4 separate regions of the Homo sapiens genome follow, and regions 2, 3 and 4 are each linked to region 1. Evidence: chromatin loops called from intact Hi-C (ENCODE). Cell type or tissue: endothelial cell of umbilical vein. All regions are shown on one strand. Each heading gives the region's core, and the rest is flanking DNA. Links, peaks and the distances in the headings are about the cores only.

Region 1 (8,035 bases), core at 1,969-6,968:
CATAAAATGAGTTAGGGAGGATTCCCTCTTTTTCTATTGATTGAAATAGTTTCAGAAGGAATGGTACCAGCTCCTCCTTGTACCTCTGGTATAATTCACCTGTGAATCCGTCTGGTCCTGGACATTTTTTGCTTGGTAAGCTATTAATTATTGCCTCAATTTCAGAGCCTGTTTTTGGTCTATTCAGAGATTCAACTTCTTCCTGGTTAGTCTTGGGAGGGTGTGTGTGTCGAGAAATTATCCATTTCTTCTAGATTTTCTAGTTCATTTGCATAGAGGTGTTTATAGTATTCTCTGATGGTTGTTTGTATCTCTGTGGGATCTGTGGTGATATCCCCTTTATCATTTTTTATTGCATCTATTTGATTCTTCTCTCTTTTCTTCTTTATTAGTCTTGCTAATGGTCTATCAATTTTGTTGATCTTTTCAAAAAACCAGCTCCTGGATTCACTGATTTTTTGAAGGGTTTTGTGTCTCTATCTCCTTCAGTTCTGCTCTGATCTTAGTTATTTCTTGTCTTCTGCTAGCTTTTGAATGTTTTTGCTCTTGCTTCTCTAGTTCTTTTAATTGTGATGTTAGGGTGTCAATTTTAGATCTTTCCTGCTTTCTGTTGTGGGCATTTAGTGCTATAAATTTCCCTCTACACAATGCTTTGAATGTGTCCCAGAGATTGTGTGTCTTTGTTCTCATTGGTTTCAAGAACATCTTTATTTCTGCCTTCATTTCGTTATGTACCCAGTAGTCATTCAGGAGCAAGTTGTTCAGTTTCCATGTAGTTGAGCAGTTTTGAGTGAGTTTCTTAATCCTGAGTTCTAGTTTGATTGCACTGTGGTCTGAGAGACAGCTTGTTATAACTTCTGTTCTTTCACATTTGCTGAGGAGTGCTTTACTTCCAACTATGTGGTCAATTTTGGAATAAGTGCAATGTGGTGCTGAGAAGAATGTATCTTCTGTCGAATTGGGGTGGAGAGTTCTGTAGATGTCTATTAGGTCCGCTTGGTGCAGAGCTGAGTTCAATTCCTGGATATCGCTGTTAACCTTCTGTCTATTGATCTGTCTAATATTGACAGTGGGGTGTTAAAGTCTCCCATTATTATTGTGTGGGAGTCTAAGTCTCTTTGTGGGCCTCTAAGGACTTGCTTTATGAATCTGGGTGCTCCTGTATTGGGTGCATATATATTTAGGATAGTCAGCTCTTCTTGTTCAATTGATCCCTTTACCATTAAGTAATGGCCTTCTTTATCTCTTTTGATGTTTGTTGGTTTAAAGTCTGTTTTATCAGAGACTAGGATTGCAACCTCAGGCTTTTTTTGTTTTCCATTTGCTACCCGACTTCAAACTATATTACAAGGCTATAGTAACCAAAACAGCATGGTACTGGTATCAAAACAGAGATATAGACCAATGGAACAGAACAGAGCCCTCAGAAATAATACCACACATCTACAACCACCTGATCTTTGACAAACCTGACAAAAACAAGAAATGGGGAAAGGATTCCCTATTTAATAAATGGTTCTGGGAAAACTGGCTAGCCATATGTAGAAGGCTGAAACTAGATCTCTTCCTTACATCTTATACAAAAAATAATTCAAGATAAATTAAAGACTTAAATGTTGGACTGAAAACCATAAAAACCCTAGAAGAAAACCTAGGCAATACCATTCAGGACATAGGCATGGGCAAGGACTTCATGTCTAAAACACCAAAAGCAATGGCAACAAAAGCCAAAATTGGCAAATGGGATCTAATTAAACTAAAGAACTTCTGCACAGCAAAAGAAACTACCATCAGAGTGAAAACGCAACCTACAGAATGGGAGAAAATTTTTGCAATCTACTCATCTGACAAAGGGCTAATATCCAGAATCTACAAAGAACTCCAACAAATTTACAGGAAAAAATCAAACAACCCCATCAAAAAGTGGGTGAGGGATATGAACAGACACTTCTCAAAAGAAGACATTTATGCAGCCAAAAGACACATGAAAAAATGCTCATCATCACTGGCCATCAGAGAAATGCAAATCAAAACCACAATGAGATACCATCTCACACCAGTTAGAATGGCGATCATTAAAAACTCAGGAAACAACAGGTGCTGGAGAGAATGTGGAGAAATAGGAACACTTTTACACTGTTGGTGGGACTGTAAACTAGTTCAACCATTGTGGAAGACAGTGTGGCAATTCCTCAAGGATCTAGAACTAGAAATACCATTTGACCCAGCCATCCCATTACTGGGTATATACCCAAAGGATTATAAATCATGCTGCTATAAAGACACATGCACACATATGTTTATTGCGGCACTATTCACAATAGCAAAGACTTGGAACCAACCCAAATGTCCATCAATGATAGACTGGATTAAGAAAATGTGGCACAAATACACCATGGAATACTATACAGCCATAAAAAATGATGAGTTCATGTCCTTTGTAGGGACATGGATGACGCTGGAAACCATCATTCTCAGCAAACTATCGCAAGGACAAAAAACCAAACACCGCGTGTTCTCACTTATAGGTGGGAATTGAACAATGAGAACACTTGGACACAGGAAGGGGAACATCCCACACTGGGGCCTGTTGTGGGGTGTGGGGAGGGGGGAGGGATAGAATTAGGAGATACACCTAATGTAAGTGACGTGTTAATGGGTGCAGCACCCCAACATGGCACATGTATACATATGTAACAAACCTGCACGTTGTGCACATGTGCCCTAGAACTTAAAGTATAATAAAAAAATAAAAATAAAAATAAAAAAAGGACTTAATATAAAGCTAGGTTTTTCCTCTGTGTTATCTTAATAAAACCCAAGTTTCTAGAGGGTAACACTCATTTTTAAAAAATATACATTAGGCATACAGCCAAACAGAATAAGTAGTCAAGCAACAACAAAGGATAAAATATAATGGAGGTAACAACAATCTGTTACTCTAACCTAAATAATCCAGTTCCAAATAACACCTTGTATAAAACTACCAGATTTTGAACCTCATAAAGATTGCCTCGGCAGTCCGCATTTTCACATGTCTCTCATTCTTTGATCATTCCCCATTTGTCCTAGAAGCAAATCTATCTCCTCTTCTTACCTCACTGATTCCTTCCCATTCTATATATATCTGAAATAAAAACATCATTTTCCCCTAAATGAGTTTGCTCACAATCCTACCTTCTTTGGAGCTATGCTTCCTTAAATACAGAATCAGGATCAGTTTGAGGCACAAAGTAACCAGTCTGCACATAATTTGTCTTGAAAACACCATATTATCTCATTTACAAGGCCTCCTTCAAACATATCAATTCAGAAATCATTTCCTTAATTATTAAGAAAATGGTATAAAATTGTCTTATTTCTGCGTTTTATAATTTACAAAGCACTTTCACACTATTCTCCATATAAAATATATATGTAGTTATAAATATATGTGTATATATGCATACACACACACATACACACACACAGACAAGTAGTTCTTAGACTACTGATAATATAACTTTGCTTTAAAAGTGAACATACCCAGTATTTGCTTCCTCATTTCCATTTGCTTATAGACATATTAGATTCAGGAATTCTTATGATTTGGGACATTACAGATGAGAATAATAGGATATGAAAAGGCCAAAAAACAAAGGCCAGAAAAAAATTCTTAATACTTTGAATCAGATCTATATTACAAGACTTACACAAAATAAAGCATTTCAAAGAAGGACTAATGAAAGTAAGTAAAAAACAGAAAAGGGGCAGAGTTGTTCACAGAGAATGTTATACAAATGTATTCCTCATTTGCTTTTAAGACTGCTGAAATGAGGTGGAGACTAATAGCAATTGAAGACCAGTTTGAAAAATACTGTGTATATGAGCTATATTTCTATTTCTCAGGCCTTAAATCAAATATAATATGGATACACCACTGTCTCTATAGAAAAGACAGTTATTTTAGTTTCACGACAGAAATGAAAATAAAATTACATCTCAAGGCACTTTTGGGGGGAAGAAAAGTCATAAATGATTAAAAGAGTCACTTAAAATACATGTCCCTGTAATTACAAAACATTTAGAAATTTGCATCTGACATAATTGCAATTGGTAACCAAATTCGATTTAATAAGAAATCATAGATCTTTTGTGCAGTTGACATACCTAATATTTTTTAATGAGCTAACATGAGCTTAAGACAGGCATAATTTACACAAAGCCTAAAATAATTCCTCTAAGTAAGTACTCAACATACCCAACAACACTTTTTTGAAAAGGTCATCTCAGGAATAATGAATACAACTTCATGAAGAGTATGTTCTCTTTGGTTTTTAACTTGGGAACTATTGCTACTATTTATTACACTGTGTTATAATAATACATAATCAAGTACTTCAGGTTATGTAATTATTGAGTCAAATTTCCCTATTTCAACAGGATTAATATGTTGGCACAAAGGAAGCTCTTCATAGGTAAATGTAACTAGCAAAAAGTAAGCTCTAGGTGGGTAGGTATATGTATAAGCATATCTCTTAATTTCATAATGACAATATTTATTATTTTATATACAGATAAATAAGCCAACATTCTTCACTGTAGTCTAAACTTAATCTTTGATGATAGATATTTATAAAAATTACTTAGAAATTCTTTCCTAGGTATCTGACTTCTGCAATAGGCAGCTAAAATACTTTTAAAAATAGTCTAGTTCTTTTTAAAATAGCCACAAGATGTCAGCCTTTCCTAAGAAATAAGTTTCATATACTGCAGTCCCTTTGAACATTTATTTTTGTAGTATACTATTTATATTACCCTTATAAATCAAATTTGAATGCACCACATTAAATTCAGTGAAGTCACCAAATTTGGGGAGATTCAACAACAAATTACAGAAGACCATAATTATCACACACCTAACAATTCAGTTTCATATATAACTTCATTTGATCTTCAAAGTAGTATGGAGACAAAATCTTTGCCAATTAATTCTATTTGTGACAAAAAAATTATTAAGAAGTTGATTATTAATCTGAACATTCTAAAAATAAAAGTAAATATATAAGGCTTGGGTGTGCAAACTATAACGAAACAAACGTGTGGAATTTGTATTAATCTATTACATATATGAATCAATGTTTCAAAAGCCATCACACCACACATGCTTACCTTGCCAACTATCATTGCAGACACATAATTTTTCTCCAGTCAGGTCACAGTAACCGTGATCTGGACTGCCGCAATTGGCTTTACAGTAAGGAATATCACAAGCTTCACCCTTCCAGTATTTATCACATTCACAATATACTTGACTTGGAACAGAGACACTAGTTGTACACTTCCCATGACCAGAGCAATTGTTAGGACAAGAATTGATTCTGTAAAATATAATTCATATATATTCAGATTCAAGGTAATTGAAAAAGAATTTTGGTTGATACATCATAAACTTTATAATTTTTATACTGTGTCCTATGTGCTTATAAATGTAACAGAATTTCACAATGTAGTTTTAATTCTTTACTCTGTACCCTCTTACTCTTATGAAATTGTTAGTATTTATTTGCAGTTGGTCTTATTTTATTCAACAGATTTACTTTGATACCAAGACTCCAAATGTCTAACGACTACATGCTCAACATCTGCAGGATCTGTACGGTTCCAGGCAAAATGTTTTGTAAAGACTTAAGTACTCAATGTTTTGATTGTATATTTTACAGAAAAAAATTAAATTCATGAAAATTCAAAACTATATGAGAAGTCAAGATATAACTTGGTTGTATAATATAAAAGAGCATGCTATCACCCATACACTGTTATTGAAGAAAAGGTATGTTTATCATATTTAGCTTTAAGACTCTTTTTTTTTTTTTTTTTTGAGACACAGTCTCGCTCTGTCGCCCAGGCTGGAATGCAGTGGTGCGATCTCGGCTCACTGAAAGCTCCGCCTCCCAGGTTCACACCATTCTCCTGCCTCAGCCTCCCGAGTAGCTGGGACTACAGGCGCCCGCCACCATGCCTGGCTAATTTTTTTGTATTTTTAGTAGAGACAGGGTTTCACCGTGTTAGCCAAGATGGTCTTGATCTCCTGACCTCGTGATCTGCCCGCCTCGGCCTCCCAAAGTGCTGGGATTACAGGCGTGAGCCACCATGTGATTATATTCTACTATATATTTGTTCTCCCTTGCATACATACTTGGATACGTTGTAGGATAAATAAATTCCATAATAAATTGCTGATTCAAGGATATTTATAATATTTCTGGTGAAAAATTCTCTGGTTACCAATTTCTACATTCTGAAGAAAAGAAAAAAATAATATATAGACTTCCTCTCTAGCCATTCCTGTGAAAGCATCTCTCATTACTTCACCCTCAGTCTTCTAGATATAAAAATGTATATAAAGTATCAGGCATATAATAGATTCTCAATGAATATTACTTTTCTTATTTTAGAGGAGATAGTGGTATAGCCACTTAACTCTTAAGCCACAATTTCCTCATGTGTCAATGGGAAATATACCCACTTGACAGAATTGAAGGTAATTAAATGACATAATGTATGCATAGCTTTCAGTACAGTCTCTGCAATAGGGACTACAAAAACTTAGCTCCCATAATCCTCTTCAAATTACAAGTGATATACCTTAGAGCACTGAAAGGCAGTTCACAACTCCCTGCAGTCTCACCACATCTGTTGCTACCAGTAAAGCTACACTAGTACTTGTTTACTTAATCACTTGCCAAAAAACAATTGTCAATTTCATAATTAATTTTCAACCAAACTTATAGGTTTAGATCACGTTTTGTGGCATATTATTAAGATTTTATGTCACTTAAGAAGGGATCCTGCCTACTAATTTGAAATTTAACACGGTAGCCTGCTTCTGGTATACAAGACATTAATAAAAATAAACAAAAAAAACCTCTTTTACATTAAATTACAAGAATCATTAAAAGAAGGAATTTTTAAAAAATACTTACGAATAGAAAATGTTGAAACCAGTTAGATTATACGCAGCATCACTAAAAAAATGTAACAGTGCATAGCCAGATGTAGTAACAACTTCAGGCACAGTTTCATTGCCCCTTATTTCAGGGACTATCAAACCACTAAAAGAGAACAAAACTGAATATTGTATGTATAGATATACATAAGACTGTTAAGCACATAAAATTTACTCAGAAATATTCTTACCAGGATCAGTAATGCTTGTACGTCAGAATGGGCAACTAAAAGGAGAATACATCTAAAAGAAGTCCCTATCCATTTCTCACTAAATTAGTTCTACTACTGCTGCCAATACACTAAAATCTACTCTCATGCCACTGTACCCCATTTTTTTTCTTATCACTATTTGTAAGGCAATGTCTCATTTCTCCTTTTTGTCCTGCTATCCATCCTGTCATAATACTACAGGGTAGTCTTCCACTTAATTCATATAAAACTTCACTTAAAGTCACCTTGCTACTCTAATAAAACCCTGTACCTTTACTCATTCTGATTGGTTTAAAAATCCGATGAAGCTGGAAGACACTCTACATCAGTTAAGCAATTACAATTACATTCTAGTTATAGCTGTACATTTCCAATACATTTATCTAGGTGATTTAAAATATTTACTTCAAAAAATTTAAAACTATATAGACTTTAATGTTTTTCTAATTTTGCATATCTATGCAAATTGCATTAATATATAACTATTCCAAGACAGAATATTGCTCACATAAGCCCATAAGCACACAAACAAAAACTTGGGGTGGGGGAGATATAAATGTACAAAATAGTTTTAAACTGGTAACTTGTACTTCTTTTTAAGGATACTTGTTCATGAGGAAAATTACCTATCTTCATTTAGTTATATGTTCTAACCTCTCTAAATCTATGAAAACATGCAATTGGTGAAAGAAAAGAAGCTGCTAACAAACAAATTATATAACTCGACACGGTCAATTCCTTTAAACAGTTAAAATTATGTTTAGGTACCACTAAGAACTGAATTCCCCCATTCAAATCATATTTGACACATAAATGAAATATTATAGTCAAATAA
Region 2 (8,035 bases), core at 1,776-6,775, 430 kb after region 1:
CCCTTCCACCTCACTTCTCTTCTCCTACCCACACTTTCTGTCTTCTGACTGCTGTCAGAAGACACCTTACTTTTACATTGTCAAGGTTTATATATTTTAAATCTAACTTTTATGCTTTCTTTTTTATTATAAGTTGATTTTTAGAGCTGAAAACCAATATAAATTATCTGTAACATTAAAATTATGCAAATATTCTTCACTGCAGAAGCAGACACTGTGACTGGACCCTTAGAGAAGGAATTATTCTGAGCATTAAATCTGTCTTGCTCAAAGTACATGTTTAAGCATTATTAAAGCATCATCCAAGGGCCCTTTTCCAACAACCTCCTTTTTTTTTCTCAAAATTTTATGACTCTTTAGTTTGCTTCATATTTAGATTATGGTTTTTTATACAGATTTTTAATTTACATAAAGCTTTTAATTCCAATTCTTTTTTTTTTTTTTTTGCTAAGCAAAATGAATTTATTAATAGCATTACTAAGATCGTCCAGGCTCTGAATCATAACTTGTTGAATGAAATCTACTTTCTTGAAGATGTTTTCTTGGAGACTCTATCTTCTAATTTGGACTCACTGGCTTCTAGATCTGTTATATAGCTGTCACTGTGGGATTCCCCCTAATCCCATTTTATTTCTAAATGAATTCCACATTTTCTTGGAATCTGCAGTTTTCTTTTTGGGAATTAGTTTTTTCTCCTGTGTGAGTCAGTCTTCAAGTAATTTTTTTCAGTAAGGGTGCATAAGAGGTAAGTGGAATCCTTCCCTGTCTGAAAATTTCTTATTTTCTCCACATGCTGAATTGTTTTCTTCTGACTTCACAGTGACTGCCAAGCCTCATGGTAGTCTGAGTCCTTTTCCCTTCTTGGTAACCTGAACTGGTATCTGATAGCTTTTAGGGTGTTCTCTGTATGTTCAGAGTTCTAAAATTACACCAGTGTATGTCTAGCTATTTTGTCATTTTTCTTCATCCTGTCCAGCACTTAGTTTGTTCTTTCATTCTGAAACTTGTGTCTTCCTTCAGGACTGGAGAATTCTGTTTTTTTCAGTTTCTCTCCTTTACTTTCTTTGTCCTCTCTTTTTGGAACTCCTATTCAATAGATATTGGACCTCTTCCATATCTCTTAATTCTTTTTTTTTTTTTTTACATTTTTAATCTCCTTTATTTTGCTCTACTTTATGGGAGGGTTTCTTGACATTTTGTTTTCTAGCCTGTCTGTTGCATTTCTTTTTATTTTCATAATTGTTATTTTTTTATTTCTGTAAACTCTCTTTTTCTGTGATTGCTCTTTTAATTTTTTCCCAGATTAGCTTCATGGATACAGTTTGTTCTCAAATGCCTTAGAGGATATCAATTTGAATTTTTATTTAGTTCTTTTCTTCTGTTGCTTAAATTATCTATTTTCTCTAGAATCATGTGTTTGTGTATTCATCTTGGTCCAATTTTGTGCTTTTGTTTTCCTTAAATGTCTTAGTGATTCTTTTTTTTGGTATATGTTAATTAACTAATAGGGGGATTAATACAGAGATTTCTATGTGGGGGATTAATGTTTCCTCCTGTCTTTTTGCTGGTGTAATTTTCCTCTATAGTTGTATTAGTTTGCAACCACAAGAGATCTCTAAAATGTAATCTTCAGTATATTCAATAATATATTGATTTAAAATCATTACTTTAAAGCACTTATTTATCACATACCAAATGAAATGGCAAAATGATCTTTTAAAACCCTAAGGAAGATGATATAATTTTATATTAATATGAGAAGGTTTTGAGAACCAAGCTTAAAACTTGATGATATGAGGAATAGCTGGATTACTAAAATTGAAAATTAGGGCTATCTAAGTTAATGGATTTATTGATGGGCATAGGTTTTCTTTTTAACAGCAAATATCACTCTTGTTCTGTTTCTATTGTGTCATGATTTGGATACCTATAAACCCCAAATACCTAATTTGTTTTTAGAAGCCATTGGCACACACCCTGTGTGAAGTGAGCACCTCCTGACAGGTTCACGCTGTGCAGGTTTTCCTCCCTCCTACTCGCTGGCATTTACGGTGCCACTGCCCCGGGCTGAGTGGGCTGGCCCGGAGGCTGGCTCTGGTCCCCAGCCCCTACTGCTGGGCAGATCAGCTGCTTCGAAAACCGCGTGCCAGCTCCTGAGGGCTGATCACCACTTGCCCCAGGGCAGGAGAAGCCTTGCAGGCTGCCAGATCTGAGTTCTTTAGTTTGTACTTTTGAGTAACTGGTTGTGTCTCTGACTCAGACTGTTTTATGAGTGCCACTTAAATTCTCAAAAAACCAGAGTGGCCTTACTTAAGCTGTGATGAGCGGAGTGTGGGAAGGAAGGTGGGTTGGGTTGGTGGACAGTGAGGCTGAGAATTGTTTTTCTCTGATCCCATGGAGCAGAAATGAGAAGGGAAGGGGCGTGTTTTGTGTCTGACCTGGAATTTTGTTCTCTTCCTTCCTCCCCCAGAGTGCCCTGAGTCATGAGGCCGAGAGATTCAGATTACTGTGAATTCTAGTTCTTATTGAACCCAGAATGGACCAGAAGGCCTCAGCATAGCCCTAGGACTTAGTGATCCATTCAGCATCTGTTATGAGTTGAATTATGTCTCCTCCAAATTTCTATGTTGCAGCCCTAACTCCCAGTATCTCAGGATGTGCCTATATTTGGAGACAGGCTCTATAAAGAGGTAATGTAGTTAAAATAGCCTAATCCAGTATGAATGGTATATTAGTTCATTTTCACACTGCTGATAAAGACATACCCGAGACTGGGTAATTTATAAAGGAAAAGAGGTTTAATGGACTCACAGTTCCATGTGACTGGGGAGGCCTCACAATCATGGCAGAAGGTGAAAGGCATGTCTTACATGGTGGCAGGCAAGAGAGAATGAGAGCCAAGCAAAAGGAGAAACCCCTTATAAAACCATCAGATCCCATGAGACTTATTCACTACCATGAGAACAGTATGGGGGAAACTGCCCCATGATTCAATTATTTCCCACTGTGTCCCTCCCACAACACATGAGAATTATGGGAGCTACAATTCAAGATGAGATTTGGGTGGGAACACAGCCAAACCATATCAAATGGTGTCCTTATAAGAAGAGGAAATCTGGGCACAGAGACAGAGAGACCAGACACATCTGTGCAATGAAGCTCATCCATGTGAGGTCACAGCAAGAGGGCTGTCATCTGCAAGCAAGAAGAGAGGGCTTAGAAGAAACAAAACCTGCCATCATTTTGGTCTTGGACTTCTATAGCCTGTGGTATTTTGTTGTTGTCATCTTAGCAACTAATATAGCATTTTTAGCCAAGAAATCCTGCTTTGTTCCCTGCTGCCCTCTCCAGGGATGGAGGAGGGAGGCATTCCCTGGGTGGAGCCTGGGCAAGGAGCCCTCATCACTGGATCCTAAAACCTGTGTCTCTGATTTTCCATAGACACTGGGGCTATCAAGGAAAGATTTTTGACTCATCTTGCCAAGTTCTAAACTATTTGGATATCAAACTTGGGTAAAGACCTAGTGAGGAAATCAGGGAGGCTGTAGTTAGGAGAATTTCACAGGCATGCAGAAGTAATGTCATGTAGGATGCTAGCTGAGATGTGTGGATAAGCATCAGTTGCCACATTGATGGGGCGATGGCAATAAGAGTCTGGAAACTCTGTTTTCCCAAAGAAACTGACATCCTCATAATCTCTTACGATCAGAGATCAAAATTTGAGGTGCCTTGGTTTGGTTGTACAAAGCTTCATACATGGAAATCCTTCTTTCTGTTGGATGTGTTTTATTTCCAACAGAAATAAAATGCCATGGCATTGTCTCCAATGCCATTGCATTATCATTGCCATTTCTAGCAGCAGAATTCTTTAATTTGAAAAAGTTGTTGAATTGTAATGGACCCAGTTCTAACCTAAGTTTCAGGTCAGTGACTTTGTATAATTCATTGGCTCTCTGTGTCTCAGTTTTCCTTATCTGAAAAGGGGGATAATTATTGCTGCTCCCCAGTGCACAGATACATTATTTTGATGTTGTGGGAGTGGGGTTTGAATTTGTAGAAAGAGAATGGATTTCAAAAAGGCCTTCTTTCCCCCATTTAATTTGGTCTTGAGAAAATGATGTAGCCTCTCTGAGCCTCAGTTCTCTCCTCTATAAAATGGGGATAGTAATGGTTACTCCAGTGGGGGGTGTGAGTATTAAATGAGAACATATGGAGAGCACCTTATGTTGATTCCTGCATGTTTTAAGGGCTCTATAAATGTTAGCACTTGATGATGATATTTTAAAATTATTGAAATTACTAACAAAAGGTGAGTTAGTTGCTTTAGATACTTAAGTATTATGCTGTCCCTTAAAGGGGCATCTGCTTAACAGATGGTTAGTTGACCATTTAGCTAATGGAAAGCAGTGTAAGATTTAGGATAATGTATGGAGATGTAACTAGAGAATGAGGTCTTGTTCCTTTGACCTACATGCTAAACTCTCAGTACATACCATCAAGCAGGCTTCCTCTAACTGTAACATGCACATAAATTCCCCGGAAATCTTGTTGAAATGCGAATTCTGATTCAGTACCTGGAGAGTCCGGGTTGGGTGCTGACATTCTGCATTTCTAAGAAGTTCCCAGGTGAGGGCGCTGCTGCGGCTCAATGTCCGGGTTTTGAGCGGCGAGGTCCCAGAGAAGATGGTAGAGCTAGCTATGATCCCAATCTGTAAGTTCCACTTTTTATCAACCAATTATTATTGTCTATCAACTTACATTAAGCTTCAGAAACATTTCATTTTGACTTTTCATGTCAAATTCCCCAGCTCTTGCTACTTTCCTGCCCCTGGCCTCTCTATTTAGTACTTAATGTCTTTTTTTTTCTTGTTTAAAGAATAATAACAATAATGACTAATATTTGTCAGGAATCAGGAACTGTTTCCTTAAATTTTCACAACATCCCATGAGGTAGGTATCATAATTATCCCCATCTTACAGGTGAGAATATGGAGATACGTATAGATAAAATAACTTGCTAAATCACCCAACTAGTGAGTGGTAAACCAGGACTATTTTAAGAGTTTATTTAAAGGAGCCCTTTTGTAAATGAGAATCCCCAGGGATAGCTGGCATAGTGCACCCCCCTTACCAGTTTTTGTTATGCCCCTTTAGGTTTTTGTCACATTTTAGAAAATGTAGAGCCTCCCTTCCAGGAGCCAGCAACTGTGGCATTCATCCAGAATGCAACCCCAAGTGACTGCAGAGTCTAGGAAGTCCGTGATGTTTTCTCAGAGTGGCACCCGGGCCAGAACCCACACAGCTCAGCTGTGGTTTGCTACCTTATGAGTGAAGGCTGTAAGAATGAAGGTCACAGCCAGCAGACAGATCCTGTAGGGTGTGTTCACATCCTTTCCACCTGCTTCTTTCACAATTTGAGTATAAATTCAATTTTTATCAACCGAATATTATTTTCTATTGATTTACTTCTGGAGTACTGACTTCTGAAAACTTCAGAATATTTTTATTTTTCATCTTACATAGGCAGGGCTTTTGCTACTATTCTGCCTGTGGCCTCTGTGTCTAGTACTTTAAAAATGATTAAAATAGACTGGGCATGGTGGCTGATGCCTGTAATCCCAGCACTTTGGGAGGGCAAGGCGGGAGGATGGCTTGAGGCCAGGAGCTCGAGACCAGCCTGAGCAACACAGCAATAACCCAATCTCTACAAAAAAAAAAAAAAAAGTTTTTTTAAAATCAGCCAGGCATGGTAGCATGTGCCTGTGTCCTAGCTGTTTGGGAGGCTGAGGTGGGAGGATCACTTGAGCCTGGGAGTTCAAGGTTACAGTGAGCTATGATCATGCAACTGCACTCCAGCCTGAGTGACAGAGCAAGACCCTGTTTCTGAAAGAAAAAAAAAAAGAAATAAAAAGAAAGAAAGAAAAAACGCTTAAAATTATATCAGCAACAACACCCTACCTGCAAGCCTGCGCTTATATGGCTGTGCGCTGTGCGAGGAAGAGCTGCAGGGGATAGACCTGAACCCTATGATGGATGACAGGGACACGTCCTGTAGGGGCAATGTACTTGGCGATCTGGAGAGAGTGCACGCATGAGAGCATGTTGCTCAGAGCCTGTGGCTGGTCCACTCCTGCCTTGGCTACTCATTCTCTCACTTGCTGTAGTCACTTACACTCACAGGCCTTCATTTTCCTCCTTTTTAAAATGAAAGGATTGGGTAGGTTGGGGATTTTTCAACATGTGTGTTTATTTTTAGCTATGGAACCCTTTCTTCAGATGAAGGCTCACCTGGAAGCCCAGAAAATAAAGCATAAGAGCTGAATTTTCTTTGGTGGAAGTCGGACCCAGAACCAACTCTCTGCCTTCCCCGCGCTGCATCCCTCACCGATCCCAACACAGCCTCCTTCTTCTGTTAGCTAGAAAACAGCTGGCCTAGATAATAGGAAGCCTCCCTTTAGCCTCCACACTGTGCCTGTGCACTCAAAGGAATAAAACATGGGGTTTCAGAAAGCCAGTGTTAGGGAGGAGTATTTGCTAAAGGCAGTTTTGTTTCTAACTCCAGTGGCTGGTTATTATAAACCCTAAAATGATTCAGCAAGGTGTCCTTGGTGTTGACTTATTTATTTTGCAAGGTTTAAATGCATTTTTTTTGTGTGTGTGTGAGATGGAGTCTTGCTCTGTTGCCCAGGCAGGAATGCAGTGGCACCACCTCAGCTCACTGCAATCTCTGTCTCCCGGGTTCAAGCAATTCTCCTGCCTCAGCCTCCTGAATAGCTGGGACTACAGGTACCCGCCACCACGCCCGGCTAATTTTTTTATTTTTAGTAGAGACGAGGTTTCACCATATTGGCCAGGCTGGTCTCAAACTCTTGACCTTGTGATCTGCCCGCCTTGGCCTCCCAAAGTGCTGGGATTACAGCCATGAGCCACCACTCCTGACCCGTTTTTTTACTCTATTATTAAAAATACTTTATCCTTTTGAATTTAGACTTTTGTGACTGGAAGTTTCTTGTTTTGGAGATGATGGGGGGAAAGGTTTTTTGGGGAAATATGGAAGATCATTGCAAGGAACAGAGTAGAAAGGTTTTGTTTGTTTGTTTGTTTTTGACAAGCTCTATAATGTTGTGATGTGTATTGAGCAGACTAGCCTATCTTCCTTTGCTGACGCAATAATCTTGGAAGAGACAAAAGTTGAAAGGAGGCAGACACAAGACATGAAGAGTTTCAGAAATCTTTGAAATCTTTGAAAGTCTTTTTGAAAGTCTTTGGAATAATTAGTTCACTTGAGACCATCAATAAAATGCTTGCTTTCATTGGTGACTGGGTATGAATGTCTTACTGTCAGCAGAATTGTTAACTAGAGAGGGTAATACAGAATGTTAAATAAATTTGAAGTCTCCCAAATTAAACTGGAGAGCTGAATTGAAGTCAATGATCTGGAGTAGCATTCTTATTCTTAGTAGAATATGGCATATTTTCTCTTCCCACTGACTTTGAATGAAGCTTCCATGGAGAAGGTGGTGGAACAGCTTAGAAGTAATACACACTGAGTGAACAGTGCAGGAGAGAGACAATGATGTAGTAACATTTCTTGGGCAGGTATGTGTCTTCTAGGTGTTTATTCTGTTTTCCTACCCTTTCACAACAGCAAAAATCTGTATTAAATGTAGCCTTCTGGGTATAGCACAGTTGATAAATATCCTCTTTCATTCTCTGGGGGTGAAGCTATGTGTGGAATATTTTGCAATTGCTGTGGTCATGTATCACTCATGTGCCAAATGAAAATGGTAATGAATGTGGAAGTTATAAAAAATCCACACTAAAGTAAGTCATTATGATTTAACCCAATGCTTCATCTGTTTACAATGAAAGAACATAGAATCTCCTTGTTCTGCAGTAATTTGTTTCCTTTTAGACTTTATCATTACAACTTTTTCAAAGGCACCAAGAGTGGAATCCCCTGATTCCTGCAACTTATTTGCATCAAATGAGTCACCAAAGAGAAATGCCTGTTGTTTTTGCAGGGAATACAGCA
Region 3 (8,035 bases), core at 1,977-6,976, 340 kb after region 1:
GGGAAATGTGACCTGTGCACTCAGGGCCCTGCACTCAGAAGGGTCCACACCTAGGTTAATGCTGTTCTGTTACCATGTTGAAATTTTTAGTAATTTTTGAGCAAGACGCTTCTTATTTTTGTATTCCATAGGGCCTTGAAAATTATATAGCCAAAGAAACACATAGACACACAATTTAAATTCACTAGGGTTTTTCTCTCTTTGACATTTAAACAAGAACACAAAGTAAACAGGAAATACAATTTCCAATGTCTTTTAAAGATAATGTTTTTATATAAGTTGTGTGTTCTCACTAGTTTTTTCTTCTTGAGGTAATGTATTAATTAATCACAATCTGCTCTTATAATTTTGACATTCACTTTAAAACTCCAAAGGGAAGATGTGATTAGGTATTAAAATTATCTTAAACAATATTAAAAGATAGACATATAGGAACCTCTATATTCCAGGCCAAACTACCTAAGCAAAAGAAAGATTTTGATGTTAGTAGAAAATATTTGCAAACTATACATCTAACAAAGGTCAAATATCCAGAATATGCAAGAAACTTGAGGCCGGGCCAGTGGCTCACGCCTGTAATCCCCACACTTTGGGAGGCCAAGGCAGGTGGATTGCCTGAAGTCAGGAGTTCTAGACCAGCCTGGCCAACATGGCGAAACGCCATCTCTACTAAAAATACAAAAATTAGCTGGGCGTGGTGGCATGCACCTGTAAATCCAGCTACTCCAGAGGCTGAGGCAGGAGAATCGCTTGAACCCAGGAAGTGAAGGTTGCAATGAGCTGAGATCATCATGCCACTGCACTTCAGCCTGGGGGATAGAGTGAGACTCTGTATCCAAAAAAAAAAAAAAACAAATATACATGCAAAAAACAACCCGATTAAAAAGTGGGCATAGGACATGGACAGACACTTTTCAAAAGAAGATATACATGTGGCCAACAAGCATATGAAAAAATGCTCAATATCACTAATCATTGGAGCAATGTAAATCAAAACTACAATGAGATACCGTCTCACACCAGTCAGAATGGCTGTTAAAAAGTCAAAAAATAACAGATGCTGATGAGGTTGCAGAGAAAAGGGAACATTTATACACTTCTGGTGGGAGTGTAAATTAGTTCACGAGTTTACCTATGTAACAATCCTGTACATGTACCCCAAGTCTAAAGTAAAAGTTATAAAAAAAGATTTTGATGTCAATGGGAAGCTCACACTAAGGCAATAAGGAGCAAGATGGTAGCAGAGACATGAATGGTCGTACATGCCTATTAAGATGCTTGGACCCTCTCCTGAGGCCATAGAGACCATCGAAAGGTTTTAATTAGCAGAGTATGGTCAACATCATTATCTGCATTTTTTTCTTTTTTCTCTTCTTTTTTATTTTTTTTGAGACGGAGTCTTGTTCCGTCGCCCAGGCTGGAGTGCAGTGGTATGATCTCGGCTCACTGCAACCTCCATCTCCCAGGTTCAAGCGATTCTTCTGCCTCAGCCTCCCAAGTAGCTGGGACTACAGGCACGTGCCATCACTCCCGGCTAATTTTTGTATTTTTAGTAGAGGTGGGGTTTCACCATATTGACCAGGCTGGTTTTGAGCTCCTGACCTCGTGATCCGCCCACCTCGGCCTCCCAAAGGGCTGGGATTACAGGCATGAGTCACTGTGCCTGGCCATTATCTTCATTTTTAAGGGTTGCCAGATTTAGCAAATAAAACTACAGAATGCCCAGTTAAATTTGAATTTCAGATAAACAATGAATAATTTTTTGGTACTGGTGTATTCTATGCAATATTTGGTACATACTTACCTAAGAAGTATTAGTTGTTAACTGAAATTCAACTTTACGTGAGCCTCCTGTATTTTATCTGGCAAGCCTATGAGGTTTTGTTTTGTTTTGTTTGTTTGTTTGTTTGTTTTTTGAGACGGAGTCCCACTCTGTCACCCAGGCTGGAGTGCGGTGGGGCAATCTCGGCTCACTGCAACCTCCACCTCCCAGGTTCTAGCGATTCTCCTGCCTCAGCCTTTGTAGTAGCTGGGATTACAGGCACACGCCACCACGCCCAGCTAATTTTTGTATTTTTAGTAGAGACGGGGTTTCACCATATTGGTCAGGCTGGTCTCAAACTCCTGACCTCAGGTGATCCGTCCCCCTCAGCTTCCAAAAGTGCTGGGATTACAGGCGTGAGCCTCCTTGCCCAGTCCCTACTAGATTTCTTTCTTTTTTTTTTTTTTTGGAGTTGACTCACAGCTCTGCTACTAGCTGTGTAACTTGGGTTGAGTTATTTATTTATTTATTTATTTTTTTTTTTTTTATTTTTTTATTGATCATTCTTGGGTGTTTCTCGCAGAGGGGGATTTGGCAGGGTCACAGGACAATAGTGGAGGGAAGGTCAGCAGATAAACAAGTGAACAAAGGTCTCTGGTTTTCCTAGGCAGAGGACCCTGCAGCCTTCCGCAGTGTTTGTGTCCCTGGGTACTTGAGATTAGGGAGTGGTGATGACTCTTAACGAGCATGCTGCCTTCAAGTGTCTGTTTAACAAAGCACATCTTGCACCGCCCTTAATCCATTTAACCCTGAGTGGACACAGCACATGTTTCAGAGAGCACAGGGTTGGGGGTAAGGTCACAGATCAACAGGATCCCAAGGCAGAAGAATTTTTCTTAGTACAGAACAAAATGAAAAGTCTCCCATGTCTACCTCTTTCTACACAGACACGGCAACCATCCGATTTCTCAATCTTTTCCCCACCTTTCCCCCCTTTCTATTCCACAAAACTGCCATTGTCATCATGGCCCGTTCTCAATGAGCTGTTGGGTAAACCTCCCAGACGGGGTCGTGGCCGGGCAGAGGGGCTCCTCACTTCCCAGTAGGGGCGGCAGGGCAGAGGCTCCCCTCACCTCCCGGACGGGGCGGCTGGCCGGGCGGGGGGCTGACCCCCCCACCTCCCTCCCGGACGGGGTGGCTGGCCGGGCAGAGGGGCTCCTCACTTCCCAGTAGGGGCGGCCGGGCAGAGGCACCCCTCACCTCCCGGACGGGGCGGCTGGCCGGGCGGGGGGCTGACCCCCCACCTCCCTCCCGGACGGGGTGGCTGGCCGGGCGGGGGGCTGACCCCCACACCTCCCTCCCGGACAGGGCGGCTGGCCGGGCAGAGGGGCTCCTCACTTCCCAGTAGGGGCGGCTGGGCAGAGGCGCCCCTCACCTCCCGGATGGGGCGGCTGGCCGGGCGGGGGGCTGACCCCCCCATCTCCCTCCCGGACGGGGTGGCTGCCGGGTGGAGACGCTCCTCACTTCCCAGACGGGGTGGCTGCCGGGCGGAGGGGCTCCTCACTTCTCAGACGGGGCGGCTGCTGGGCAGAGAGGCTCCTCACTTCTCAGACAGGGCGGTTGCCAGGCGGAGAGGCTCCTCGCTTCTCAGACAGGGCGGTTGCCAGGCAGAGGGTCTCCTCACTTCTCAGACGGGGCGGCCGGGCAGAGACGCTCCTCACATCCCGGACGGGGCGACAGGGCAGAGGCGCTCCCCACATCTCAGACGATGGGCAGCCGGGCAGAGACGCTCCTCACTTCCTAGATGGGATGGCGGCAGGGAAGAGGCGCTCCTCACTTCCTAGATGGGATGGCGGCTGGGCAGAGACGCTCCTCACTTTCCAGACTGGGCAGCCAGGCAGAGGGGCTCCTCACATCCCAGACGATGGGCGGCCAGGCAGAGACGCTCCTCACTTCCCAGACGGGGTGGCCGCCGGGCAGAGGCTGCAATCTCCACACTTTGGGAGGCCAAGGCAGGCTGCTGGGAGGTGGATGTTGTAGCGAGCCGAGATCACGCCACTGCACTCCAGCCTGGGCACCATTGAGCACTGAGTGAAGGAGACTCCATCTGCAATCCCGGCACCTCGGGAGGCGGAGGCTGGCGGATCACTCGCGGTTAGGAGCTGGAGACCAGCCTGGCCAACCAGATTTCTTAATGTAATGCCTGATGATGATACATGGTCAGTGGTAAATACATTTCAGTGCCCCTCTGCTTTTCTTGCCACCTGTAGGTGGCAGTCTTATCAAATAATTTCAAGAGACCTATGACAAATGTGTTTAATATTGTGCTGTACAAGTTTAATACTGTTTAATCCATCTATTAATAAGGCTCTTAAAATTATATAAATGTTTACATAAAATAAAAATAAATTTGAAGGTGCTCAAAACTAAATATAATTCAGTCCTCATCTTTTATACAACTTACTATCGAATATTCAAATCTAGATAGCTCATTCTAGTGAAGTACAGTGCTTTTATACTTTATGGATATTTTGAGGTATTTTGTAGCTTTTCATGATATTGTAAATGGGGTCTTTTCCCCTCATATTTTCTAACAGACTACTTTTGCTGTGTAAGTAGCTATTGATTTTTGTATGTTTTTGTTTCAGACCATACTCTGTTAGTTCAAATAGTATTACCATAAATACTCTTGGATTTTCCAGTAGACAATTAAATGATCTGCAAATAATTTACTTTTCTCTCTTTTTCAAATAGCAATAAATCTCTTTTAAAAAACTGAATGTAATTCTGCTAGATGCAGGTATTAAGAATAAAAAGAAATAATTATATTGATACTCTTATAAAACTATTTCTGGCCAGGTGCGGTGGCTCATGCCTGTAATCCCAGCACTTTGGGAGGCTAAGGCGGGTGGATCACCTGAGATTAGGAGTTCAAGTCCAGCCTGGCCAACACGGTGAAACCTCATCTCTACTAAAAATACAAAAATCAGCCGGGTGTGGTGGCATGCACCTGTAATCCCAGCTACTCGCAAAGCTGAGGCAGGAGAATGGCTTGAACCCAAGAGGTGGAGGTTGCAGTGAGCTGAGATCGTGCCACTGCACTCTAGCCTGGGCAACAGAGCGAGAATCGGTCTCAAAACAAAAACAAAACAAACAAACAAACAAAAACTGTTTCCATTAGTATGAGATTTTATATTCACTCAAAACTATTATAATAATATAAAATTATAATCCAAAAAGATAATTGTAACCTTATAGTTGTATTTATACATGAATAATATAGAATTATGTAAAAATAGGACCTCAATTATCTATTTCATCTACACCCATGCCCCCCTACCCATTATACTAAGAATGCTATTCTTATCACAGATTTGTTTTCTTACAAAGCCAAAGGAAAAAAACATCCCCATGAGATCCAATAAAGTCTTTAAGTAACTTATTCCATTATTACATACTGGATTCTAAAAAGAATAACTATAATTCCTTTTGAATTTCAATACAAGAGACTTCAATCTTTTAAAAGAAAGTTACATCACTTCATACCATTATTCATTGTCTTTTGAGCTGTGACAGTGTACTCAGTACTACACAAAACACAGGACACAGTGCCTTCCCACATCTGATGTTGAGAAGCCACCTAGGAGTTAGAATCTATGAACATGAGTTTCGAAGGTAGCACCTTTAGGTGTTTTAGTTCACAGATATTTTAATGTGTGTTGATTTATAAACTGTAAAATAGGATGGAAGTTTAAATATTAATCTGAAAAATAAACTTTGTACGAGGTGGCACTGTTTGGCAATATGCTATTTCTTTTGAAATTGACTAAGTAATGTTTCCTTATACTTTGCTCTATTCTGGTACTTACTCTGCAAGTATAAGATCTATTAATCATTTTATGAATATGAAAGTAAATTAGTCTCAATGAAAAAATTAGAAAACACAGAAAAGGGTAAATAGAAAAATCATCTGCAATTCAATGTTTAGGTAGCTTATGACATTTTTTTTCCTTTATGGTCCAGGAAAGTCATAATAAGGCATATGTTTTGGAATCAAACAAATCTGGGTTCAGATTCTACCCTCTCCACTTATTCAGTGCACGTTGCAGTAAACCTCTTAATCTCACTGAGTTTATTTCAAATTTTGACTTGTCTTCCTTCTCCAGCTACCATCCATTTTTTTTTTTTTTTCTTTTTCTTTTTTTTTTTTTTTTTTGAGGTGAGTCTCCCTCTGTTGCCCAGGCTGGAGTGCAGTGGCTGGATCTCAGCTCACTGCAACCTCTGCCTCCCGGGTTCAAGCAATTCTCCTGCCTCAGCCTCCCGAATAGCTGGGATTACAGGCGCCCGCCACCACGCCCAGCTCATTTTTTTGTATTTGTAGTAGAGATGGGATTTCACCATGTTGACCAGCCTGATTTTGAACTCCTGACCTCAAGTGATCCACCCACCTTGGCCTCCCAAAGTGCTAGGATTACAGGCGTGAGCTACCATGCCCGGCCCATTTCTTTCTTTCTTTCTTTCTTTCTTTCTTTTTTTGAGACAGAGTCTTGCTCTGTTGCCCAGGCTGGAGTGCAGTGGCACGATCTCGGCTCACTGCAACTTCCGCCTCCCAGGTTCAAGCAATTCTTCTGCCTCAGCCTCTGGAGTAGCTGGGACTACAGGTGCGCACCACCGAGCCTGGCTAATTTTTGTATTTTTAGTAGAGATGGGGTTTTGCCATGTTGGCCAGGCTTGTCTAGAACTCCTGACCTTGTGATCCGCCCCCCTCAGCCTCCCAAAGTGCTGGGATTACAGATGTGAGCCACTGCGCCCGGCCCATCCGTTTCTTTAGAAAAGTGTGCATTGTCCTTTCTTACCCTCATTCCATTCCTCTACCTACTGCAATCTGGCTTCTGTCCCCATTGTCCAGAAACGACTCTCATGAAGGTCACTAACAGCTTCCGTGTTGCCAAGTTCAGTGCACATTTTCCTTCTTTATTTTATGCTCCCTCTCAGCAGCTGTGTTGCCCTGGCACGCTGCAGGAGTGATACTGGACAGCTTATTGCAAACATTTCTTTCCAAGTTCAGTGAAGGAGTGTTGGTAGCTTGAAATTATTAGCCACAGTGACAGTATTTACACCACAAAAATCAGCAAATGCTACAAATCAGGGCCTTTTTTCCTGACAGCCACATACTAAACATTTACCTGCACACCGAGAGAGATAAGTGACCACTTTTCCCTTCACAAGATGCTATTTTTGTTGTTTATTCAATACCACCCACTCCTGGTTTTCTTTCTATCTTAACTCCCCTATCCCACCGTTACATGTTAGCATTCTTCTTTTTCTTCTTCCTTTCATGCGCTAGCTCCATAAATGATCTCACTAATTTCCATGGATTTAAATACTACCACTATGTGGATCAATTTTGGATTTGTATCTGTAGCCCAGACCTCTCTAAGATTCAAACTCAAACACGGAACAACTCATTTAAACTTGTACTGGGTATCTTACAGCAGACATCTCAAACTCACTGACAAAACTTAGTTCCATAAAACCTTTCCCTTTCTTTTTCTCTCTCTTTTATTTTTTTTAGTTTTTATGTTTATTTATTTATTTATTTATTTTTGAGACGGAGTCTCACTCTGTTGCCCAGGCTGGGGTGCAATCTTGGCTCACTGCAACCTCTGCCTCCCAGGTTCAAGCAATTCTCCTGCCTCAGCCTTCCAAGTAGCTGGGATTACAGGCACCCACCACCACACCCAGCTAATTTTTGTATTTGTAGTAGAGACAGGGTTTCACTATGTTGGCCAGGCTGGTCTTGAACACCTGACATCAAGTGATCCATCTGCCTCGGCCTCCCAAAGTTCTGGGATTACAGGCGTGAGCCACCGTGCCTGGCCAAACCTTTCCCTTTCTTATCTTCCCCATCCCAGCATCCTCCATTTCAGGAAACGGAACTGCAATATACTTGATCACTGAAGCCGGAAACCTAAGCATCATCCATGGTTCTTCCCTATTCCTCAGCCTCATGTCTAATCCATCGGCAAATCCTGTCAATTCTACCTCCAAAATATCTTATTCTTCTTATTTTTTTTCTTCAGCTTTATTCCCATCACATTTTGGGCTACCATCATCTTTCAGCCCAATTACTGTAACAGCTCCAAACTAATCTCTGAACTTCAATTCTTCTTCCCCTCGAATCCATTCTCCATGTAGCAGTAAAAATTGATCATAAAATGTGGAGATCACACCATTTGTCTGCTTAAAGTCTTTAAATGATCTTTCATTACA
Region 4 (8,035 bases), core at 1,288-6,287, 250 kb after region 1:
CTGGGATTACAGGCGTGCACCATCACACCTGGCTATTTTTTTGTATCTTACTAGAGACAGGGTTTCACCATATTGGCCAGGCTGGTCTCCAACTCCTGGCCTCATGCGATCTGCCTGCCTTGGCCTCCCAAAGTGCTGGGATTACAGGCATGAGCCCCTGCACCCAGCCTGAAGGGTTTTTAACAGTTTTATTAAGATGTAATTCACATACTATACAATTCACCCATTTAAAGTGTATGGTTCAATGGCTTTTAATATATTCACGGAGCTGTGCTTCCATCTCTATAATTTCAGAACATTTTCATTATCGCCAAAAGAAGCACTGCTCTCCTTAGCCATCACCCCAATCCTCCCGCCTCCAACCCCCAGCCTTAGGCAAGCCCAAGTTTACTTCCTGTCTGTATAGATTTGTCTGTTCTGGGCATTTCATGTAAATTGAATCATGCACTGTGTGATCGTATAGTGAAGTGTGTGAGTTTGGAGCAAGAGCTAATTGGTTACAGGCAACAGAGGAAAGGCTTAGAGCACCACTATTGTCTTCCCCACTGAATGCCGGATGTCACCCCTCTAAATAAGTGTGGAATACATATGTAAAGATATTGGCTTATAGCTGGGCATGATGGTGTGCACCTGCAGTCCCAGCTATTTGGGAGGCTGAAGTGGGAAAATCCCTTGAGCCTCGGAGCTCAAGTCAGCCTGGGCACACCGCGAGAGCCTCCTGTGTCTAAAAAGTAAAAAAGAATATTGGCTCGAAGGAAGCTAGTCAGTCTTCCTGTAGGTCCAGCCTTGTATTACGCCAGGCAATCAGCAGGGGTCACTGCACTCCAGCCTGGGTGACAGAGCGAGACCCTGTCTGAAAAACAAAACAAACAAACAAAAGTAAACCCGTCCCTCTGCAAAACCAAAGCCCCCCAGTTGACGATGCCCACCGCTTCTTATGAGGCATTTGAGCAATCGTCTGTTATTGCAAGAAAGGGGAATGCCACTTCCGGGAGATTCAACAGACAGAAATTTGGGAACTCTATAAAATGCTCTATTTCATAGACATTTTTTTCCTGCATCATTACCTTTCTTGAAAAGTATTAGTGCTCAGAGTATGTGTGTATTTCAGTATTCATATGGATTTATTCATCTGGCTGTGGTATAATTGCATTTTTTAGATGAGATCTGTTTCCTTCTCTAACTTAATTTTGGAGCTTACCTAAGCCATGTCCCAAGGGAGGGAGGTAAAATAGGGATTAAAGGATTTGCAGGATTTTTGTTTGTTTGTTTGTTTTGAGACACTGTAAGATGATGCCCAATTTTCTGAGAGTCTGTTCCTCCATTAAGATCAGATCACAATGCAGTCTTGGGAGATTGCCCAGTGCTGTGGAAATAGTGAGGGCTTTGGCTGCTTGAGTTCAAATTCTGGTTACCTTTAACAAATGTGACTTTACTTCTCTCAGCCTCAGTTTTCTTATCTATAAATATGGAATATTGGTAGCTTGCTTATAGAATGATTCTGAAGAGTAAATTAAATAATAAGCCTGGCACATAATAATAGCTGTTCTGTAAAAATGTAGCAAATATTACTATTATTTAACTTCTCATTTCATATATGTTATGTTTCCTCATTTGGATTCTTAGCTCCTTTGAGTATTGTCCCTGATCCCCACATAGCTCGTAACATAGTGTGTCCTATGCAAAAGCCAAGAAAGAGTTAGGAAAGAACAGATTGTAGAGGACACCTATGAGCCACCTGCCCAGGCTTCTTTTCTTTCTTTCTTTCTTTCTTTTTTTTTTTTTTTTTTTGAGGCGAAGTCTCTGTCACCCAGGCTGGAGTGCAGTGGCACAATCTCAGCTCACTGCAACCTCTGCCTCCCAGGTTCAAGCACTTCTGTCTGCCTCAGCCTCCCAAGTAGCTGGGATTACAGGCACCTGCCATTATGGCCGGCTAATTTTTGTATTTTTAGTAGAGACGGGGTTTCGCCATGTTGGCCAGGCTGGTCTTGAACTCCTGACCTCAGGTGATCCACCCACCTCGGCCTCCCAAAGTGCTGGGATTACAGGAGTGAGCCACTGCGCCCAGCCAAGGCTTCTCTTTTCTGGACTTATCTATCCTGATTCCCATTGTCCATCCACAAAGATATGAAAATGGGCTCCAGCAGCTTCTATGAGTGACTTTGCCCCCACTCCTCTTATCCTCAGCCTCAGTTGGTTGGACTAGGTGAGGACACCCAACTTAAGCTTGGCCAGGGAGTTCAGTGAGTTCTTAGCCAGTGGGCGTGAAACTGATCCTCCGTGTTCCACTGTAGTTGTGATTTGAAGTATGTTCACAAAATGTGATTCTAGGCAGCCATTCATAATGCTTCTAAAATTTTTTCTAAGCCCTAAGAAAATGGTCATCTTATAATGTTAAGGTAAAAAGGATAAGACAAAATTATGTAGACCTCACAGATTAGAAAATATATATGCATGAAGTACTGGAAAGAAAATACATAAAAATGTGAATAGAAATAGAGGGATTCTAGATAATTTTCTTTTAGTTTTTAATACTGACTGTTAAAGAGAAGTCTATATATTGGGGGGAAGGTGGGAGTAGGGGGAAGGAGCCAATGTAGATTTTCTTCTCTCTTCCCTTTAAAAAATTTTTGCTTCTCTGGTCTCAGTTTTCTCAGAATCCTAGCTATCCTTGATATCTGATAAAAATAATTCACACACGGGTGTTAACAACTTGCTAGCTCTCCAAGGGTGTTATTATTTGAAAATGGGCTTCCAGACGCAAGATGACTTCATGCAGAAATTCTCAACCATTGATCCTTTGCAGAACTAGGCTAAGCAGTTCTACCAGTTTGCAGGAGAAAACATGATAGAATTGTCTAAAATTAAAATTTTCTCCCATAAATTTTCCCTTGGTGCCTGCCACCAATGTCTCAATTAGAATTTTGTAGTCTGAACAATAGAATCACTGGGGAGCTTTAAAAATATACAAATTCCCCTGCTCCATCTTCCAGATTCCAGATTTAACTGGCCTTTTGTGGGGCCCGAACCGCTATGGTTTTTAATCCTTTGTAGGTGATTCGATCCTTCAGCCAGGATTGAGACTTATATATAATTATAATTATATAATTATACTGACAGTATAATTGATTGAATGCAAAATTCTATATTGAGTAATTTTGTTGTCTCCAGCTTAATAGCGTATCCATATTTTGCGGGATTTCTGAAGGAGCTGCATGGGTTCCAGTTGCCCTACTAATTGAATGAATTTGGAAACTCGTGCTTGACCTGAACCCTCGGGCGGCGCCGTTCCCAGTGGGGAAAGAGACTGTTTGGAGACATCGCCCTCCAGTGACAGCACTCGGGAACTGTTGAGAGGCCTGGGTACACCTTTGCTTCCCATTGATTGTTCCTCTAAGAACAGGGGTGCTCTGAGCCCGTTCCAGCCTGTGAAAGCTCCCTTGAGTTCGTTGTACGTTTGTCCTTGCCCGGATGTGTCGGCAACACGCTTGGAGGCATAAACAGAACAAAACTTCAGACGTGTTCTTAACTGTCAGGAGTAACAGTTGCAGATAAAAGCTGCAGAATTGCTCAATACTGGGAAGGCTGAGCACAACTAGAATTATTCCGGTAACTTAACAGAAAAAATAAATAAACATGTCAATAGTTACAGGGTTTAGGAGGGAGGGAGAGTGTAAATTCATAGCAAAACATTTGGAACATTCCGTTTAGCCCCTTCCCTTGTGCGGGGGCGGAAGTCTGAGGCGAGTGGGGTGCACTGTGGGGAGGGGCAGCAGAGAAGAAGTCTCACCAGAGTAGACAGGACCAGGGGGCCGTGCTGAGCCCTGGCCCCAGGAGCTGGCAGGTGAGAAGAGACTCATCTCTGGAAATAATGCTTGAGAGTCCATCTGAGCCCCCTGGGAAGCTTGTCCAGAAAGCTCCCGGCAGGTCCCATTCCTATCAATTGTGGTTCAAGAGGCCTAGGAACCCGAGAGGGTTCTGAGAAGCAGTGGCAGGGCCTGCCGTGCATCCAGTACCTACTTGGTAGCAGGTGTGGAAGGAGGCCTGTGCCCTCGTTCAGTCCTTACAACAACCCTCTGTGGTAGTTGGTACCATCCCCATTTTACAGATAAGGAAACTGAGGCTCGGGGAGGTGATGTGGGGTGCCTAAAGCACCAGAGCTGAGCAGTGATGGAGTCTGGACTGCAGTACCCTGTTGCGGGCGATGAGGGGGAGCTGTCACAGGAACAAGCCAAATCCTGCATTAGGAGGCTCAGTGCCAAAGGTCGGAGCAGGACCAGAGATGACGTGGACCTGCATGCCTGGTCCACAGCGCTCCTTGGGGACCTTCTGTTCTCCCTGAGGAAAGGGTTGGAGTCAGGTGGGAACGTAGGAAGGAAGAGAAGGTAGAGAGGGGAGAGGAGGCATGACCAGCCACCAGACAGGGGGGAGTCAGAGCCACCAAGGCAAAGCGCTGGTGAGCGGGAGGGTGGGGGCCCCGGGTCTCTTCTGCTTCCTCCTCAGTCTTTCCCCTCAGGCTCCTTTCTTCCTTCTAGAGCTTTTCTTTCTTTTTCTTTCTTTCTCTTTCTTTTTCTTTCTTTCTTTCTCTCTTACCTTCCTACCTTCTTTCCTTTCTTTCTGTTCTTTTTCTTTCTCTTTCTTTCTTTCTTTCTTTCTCTTTCTTTATTTCTTTCTCTCTCTTTCTTTTCTTTCTTTCTCTTTCTTTCTTTCTTTTTCTTTCTTTCTTTCTCTCTTACCTTCCTACCTTCTTTCCTTTCTTTCTGTTCTTTTTCTTTCTATTTCTTTCTCTCTCTCTTTTCTCTTTCTTTCTTTCTCTTTCTTTCTTTCTTTCTCTCTCTTTCTTTCTTTCTCTCTCTTTCTTTCTTTTTTTCTTTCGACAGAGTCTCGCTCAATTGCCAGGCTTGAGTGCAATGGCGCAATCTTGGCTCACTGAAACCTCCGCTCCTGGGTTCACACCATCCTCCTGTCTCAGCCTCCTGAGTAGCTGGGAATACAGGCACCCGCCATCATGCCCAGCTATCTTTTGTATTTTTTTTTAGAGACAGGGTTTCACCATGTTGGCTAGGCTGATCTTGAACTCCTGACCTCAGGTGATCCACCCTTCCCCAGCCTGCCAAAGTGCTGGGATTACAGGCATGAGCCACTGCGCCCGGTCCCATGTTCCTTTCTTACTTCTCCACCATCCTTGCTTCTTCTTTCTTCACTTCCCCTTTCTTAGAAAAGGGGTTTTCTCCTCCCTCACAGATCCAAGGCATGCCCTCACTCCTCACAGGATGGCAAGGAGAAACGATCAATCGCTTAAGTAATAAAAAACATCCAAATCAGACCCGTCTGCAGTCAGAATCCACAGCAGTCCTTCCGCAGCACAGCAGTCCTTCTGCAGCACAGCACTGCCTCCGCCGGCCGCCTTCCTTCCCTCGGAACTGAGCCCATCCAGGGCTGCAGAGCGGCCTGCAGTCCCTGGTGGCAACAGCACTTAGCGGCGCCTCATGTTTAATGCAAGCAAGCTTCGGAAACAGGAAAGCTTTCAAGATACAGCTGAAGATGCACGAGCGCTGCCCTTTACAGAGCAAACACGAATGTACAAAACCAACGTGGGTTTTCCTGTGTTACAATAATTGTGTTCTCATCTGTACAGATTTAAGCTAACCGCTTCTGTCAGAAGAAAGGAGAAATCTATATCCAAGGGCCTCTGTGGCCTAGAGAGGCCTGAGTCACCTCTGCTTTTTGAGTCTCCTAGTAATTTTAAAATGAAAAAATTCCGGCCGGGCGCGATGGCTCATGCCTGTAATCCCAGAACTTTGGGAGGCAGAGGCGGGCGGATCTCCTGAGGTCAGGAGTTCGAGACCAGCCTGGCTAACATGGTGAAACCCCATTTCTACTAAAAACACAAAAAATTAGCGGGGCATGGTGGCACGCGCCTGTAATCCCAGCTGCTCAGGAGGCAGAGACAGAAGAATCGCTTGAACCCGGGAGGCGGAGGTTGCACTGAGCCAAGATTGTGCCACTGCACTCCAGCTTGGGCAACAACAGCGAAACTCCATCTCCAAAAAGAAAAACGAAAAAATACTAAAATAGGTTATACAATTTGTAGTTCATTTGTAAATGCTCATCATTAGCAAGTTAATATTTTTAGCACAAAAGAGATAATGCAATATAATTGTGCTAGTTACTAGCTAATTACAGGATTTGTAAAAAGTAATCATTCCTAGTGTGCTATAAGTAATGGGGCACAGGTGTATAGCTGTATTTTGAATAACTTCTTTAACCTGTTAGGATGTGATTCCTTTGGGAAAAAAAATTAAAGATCTAAAGTAGAAATCTTTTGTGTGGCTGTGTTAAAGTGTATGATATTGATGACTATGAAAGTTTCCCTTCTGCTAACATAGACACTCTTGTCTCCAAACAAGTTCAGCTGTGCTTCCCACTCAGTCACTCATTCTGGATGGTTTTGTTAGCATATCCATGTCCTCTACCCTGTCTTCAGAGTGCTTAGGTTGAAAGGCTTTATAAATACCACGTGTCTAGTCCAATACCCTTTCCTCGGCTATCTGGACCCAAAGCACCATGCCAAGTCAATGCAGTGCTACAGAACTTAGGGTTGTTTTTTTTTTTCCCCCTCCTGAATATTCCTAAATAACTCAGTGTTTTAAAAGACTCTGATGTATCTTGGAGAAATGGCTGATCCTAGGACTGGGGCAGGAAACATATGAGATGAGCTGGGAGTATTTTGTAATCTCCAAAAGTAAGGAAGTACTAAAAAACAAAAAGAAACAAACAAAACACCCATATATTGATGGGGGTATGTTAAAGAGACACAGGAACCAACTGAAACTGTTCCCAAAGGCCAAAGCTGGAACAATTTGAGCAACAAAACCAATGAAATAGTATTAGATTATAACCCAAAGTATAAGATAAATATCCATGAGTTTGTATTGATATAAATGATTGGATAAATAAAGGGTTTGGGACACAAATCTTCCTTGCAGAATAATTCCAAACAGTTTTTTGCAGATACTCTACCCTCAAGAAGATACAGTATTAACTCTACACTTCTGAAGTGTGAGCTATCTACGGTGACTTTGCTTCCCGAGAATACAGTATGGAAATGGGAGGGAAAGAATAACTTTACAGTGGAGAAACTTGACAAATACTATTTCAGCCAGGGGATCAAGCCCAACATCATGCTGACAGTGTGTACTCTTGATAAGATATGACTAAAATCACACTTTATCTCTGTATTCCTCCTCTGTAACATCCACAATCCCAGTCTAATCATGAGGAAAACATCAGACTAATTCCAATAGAGGGCATCCTACAAAATACCCAACCAATACTCCTCAAAACTGCCAAAATCAACAAAAATATATGGAAACTCTTAAGAACAGCTGCAGACACTGCAGAAAGCCTAATAGCAACCACTCCTCAGAGGTCTGAACACCAGCCCTGCAGGGCCCATCCCCTAACCTTCTAGGTTCTGATCATCTCAACTCCTTTCCTTTGAATCCTCCAGCTTTAGAGGTGGTGCTGCTTCCTGCTATTTTTAGCCCTGTATTACAGTAATGTTCCTCCTTTGCTATTCCACCCCCCAACACCCAATTCCCTGTATAAATTTCCTCTGTTGAAGTACCTTGTGTGGTTTCTGTTTTCCAAACTGAGCTGTGCCTGTTACAGTGCTTGGTACCAGGAAATAGACCCTCAGGGATGGGGATTTGGAGGTTGATTTGATCATTGCTTGGTTTTAAATGCTGGGCTGAGATCTTTTCAATGGGAATTGCTATGCTAGTACTCCATTGCATTTGGAGGCATAGTGATTAAGTTGTCACCAGTGATTGATTGAGATGAAATGCCTATGGAATCAAGTGCCTTGTGGGACCATATAGCTTTTACACCAAGAATGAAAAGGACAATAGGCATAAACTGTCACTGTCCCTTGATTATCCTAATGGCAGTAGTAATTATGACTACAAAGCATTGGAGTAGGATGACATCTTCCAACTGGAGAGATTACAGAAAGGAAATCACTAGCTCAGGT

Evidence for each region. Hi-C counts contacts between places; a loop is a spot of excess contacts. Peaks named below come from ENCODE experiments on the same cell type or tissue, not always from the same donor. Only the 100,000 strongest peaks of a DNase experiment are listed, where the experiment ranks them.
Region 2: a loop joins it to region 1, with 5 times the contacts of the local background. A loop is called at or near these places in 4 of 110 quality-filtered maps.
Region 3: it touches region 1 in a loop (5-fold over the local background); 5 of 110 quality-filtered maps call a loop at or near these places.
Region 4: a loop joins it to region 1, with 18 times the contacts of the local background. A loop is called at or near these places in 82 of 110 quality-filtered maps.

Annotation. Positions count from the first base shown.
Region 1 is chr10:115,126,652-115,134,686 of GRCh38, reverse strand. It overlaps ATRNL1 (attractin like 1), which reads right to left. Exons shown (of 29, transcript NM_207303.4): 4 at 6,966-7,094; 5 at 5,152-5,360. Among named protein-coding and RNA genes, the nearest start is that of ATRNL1, 37 kb to the right of the region's middle. In endothelial cell of umbilical vein, for the core only: no CTCF peak of the experiment used is centred there; a DNase peak (open chromatin) is centred at 4,716.
Region 2 is chr10:114,691,516-114,699,550 of GRCh38, reverse strand. It overlaps a transcript of ABLIM1 not described here. Among named protein-coding and RNA genes, the nearest start is that of ABLIM1, 37 kb to the right of the region's middle. In endothelial cell of umbilical vein, for the core only: a CTCF peak has its summit at 4,633 (motif pointing right); DNase peaks (open chromatin) are centred at 2,330 and 4,660; H3K27ac peaks cover 411 bases.
Region 3 is chr10:114,782,609-114,790,643 of GRCh38, reverse strand. It overlaps a transcript of ABLIM1 not described here. Among named protein-coding and RNA genes, the nearest start is that of FHIP2A, 35 kb to the left of the region's middle. In endothelial cell of umbilical vein, for the core only: a CTCF peak has its summit at 4,012 (motif pointing right); a DNase peak (open chromatin) is centred at 4,023.
Region 4 is chr10:114,872,532-114,880,566 of GRCh38, reverse strand. It overlaps a transcript of FHIP2A not described here. Among named protein-coding and RNA genes, the nearest start is that of FHIP2A, 55 kb to the right of the region's middle. In endothelial cell of umbilical vein, for the core only: CTCF peaks have their summits at 3,336 (motif pointing left) and 5,406; a DNase peak (open chromatin) is centred at 3,316.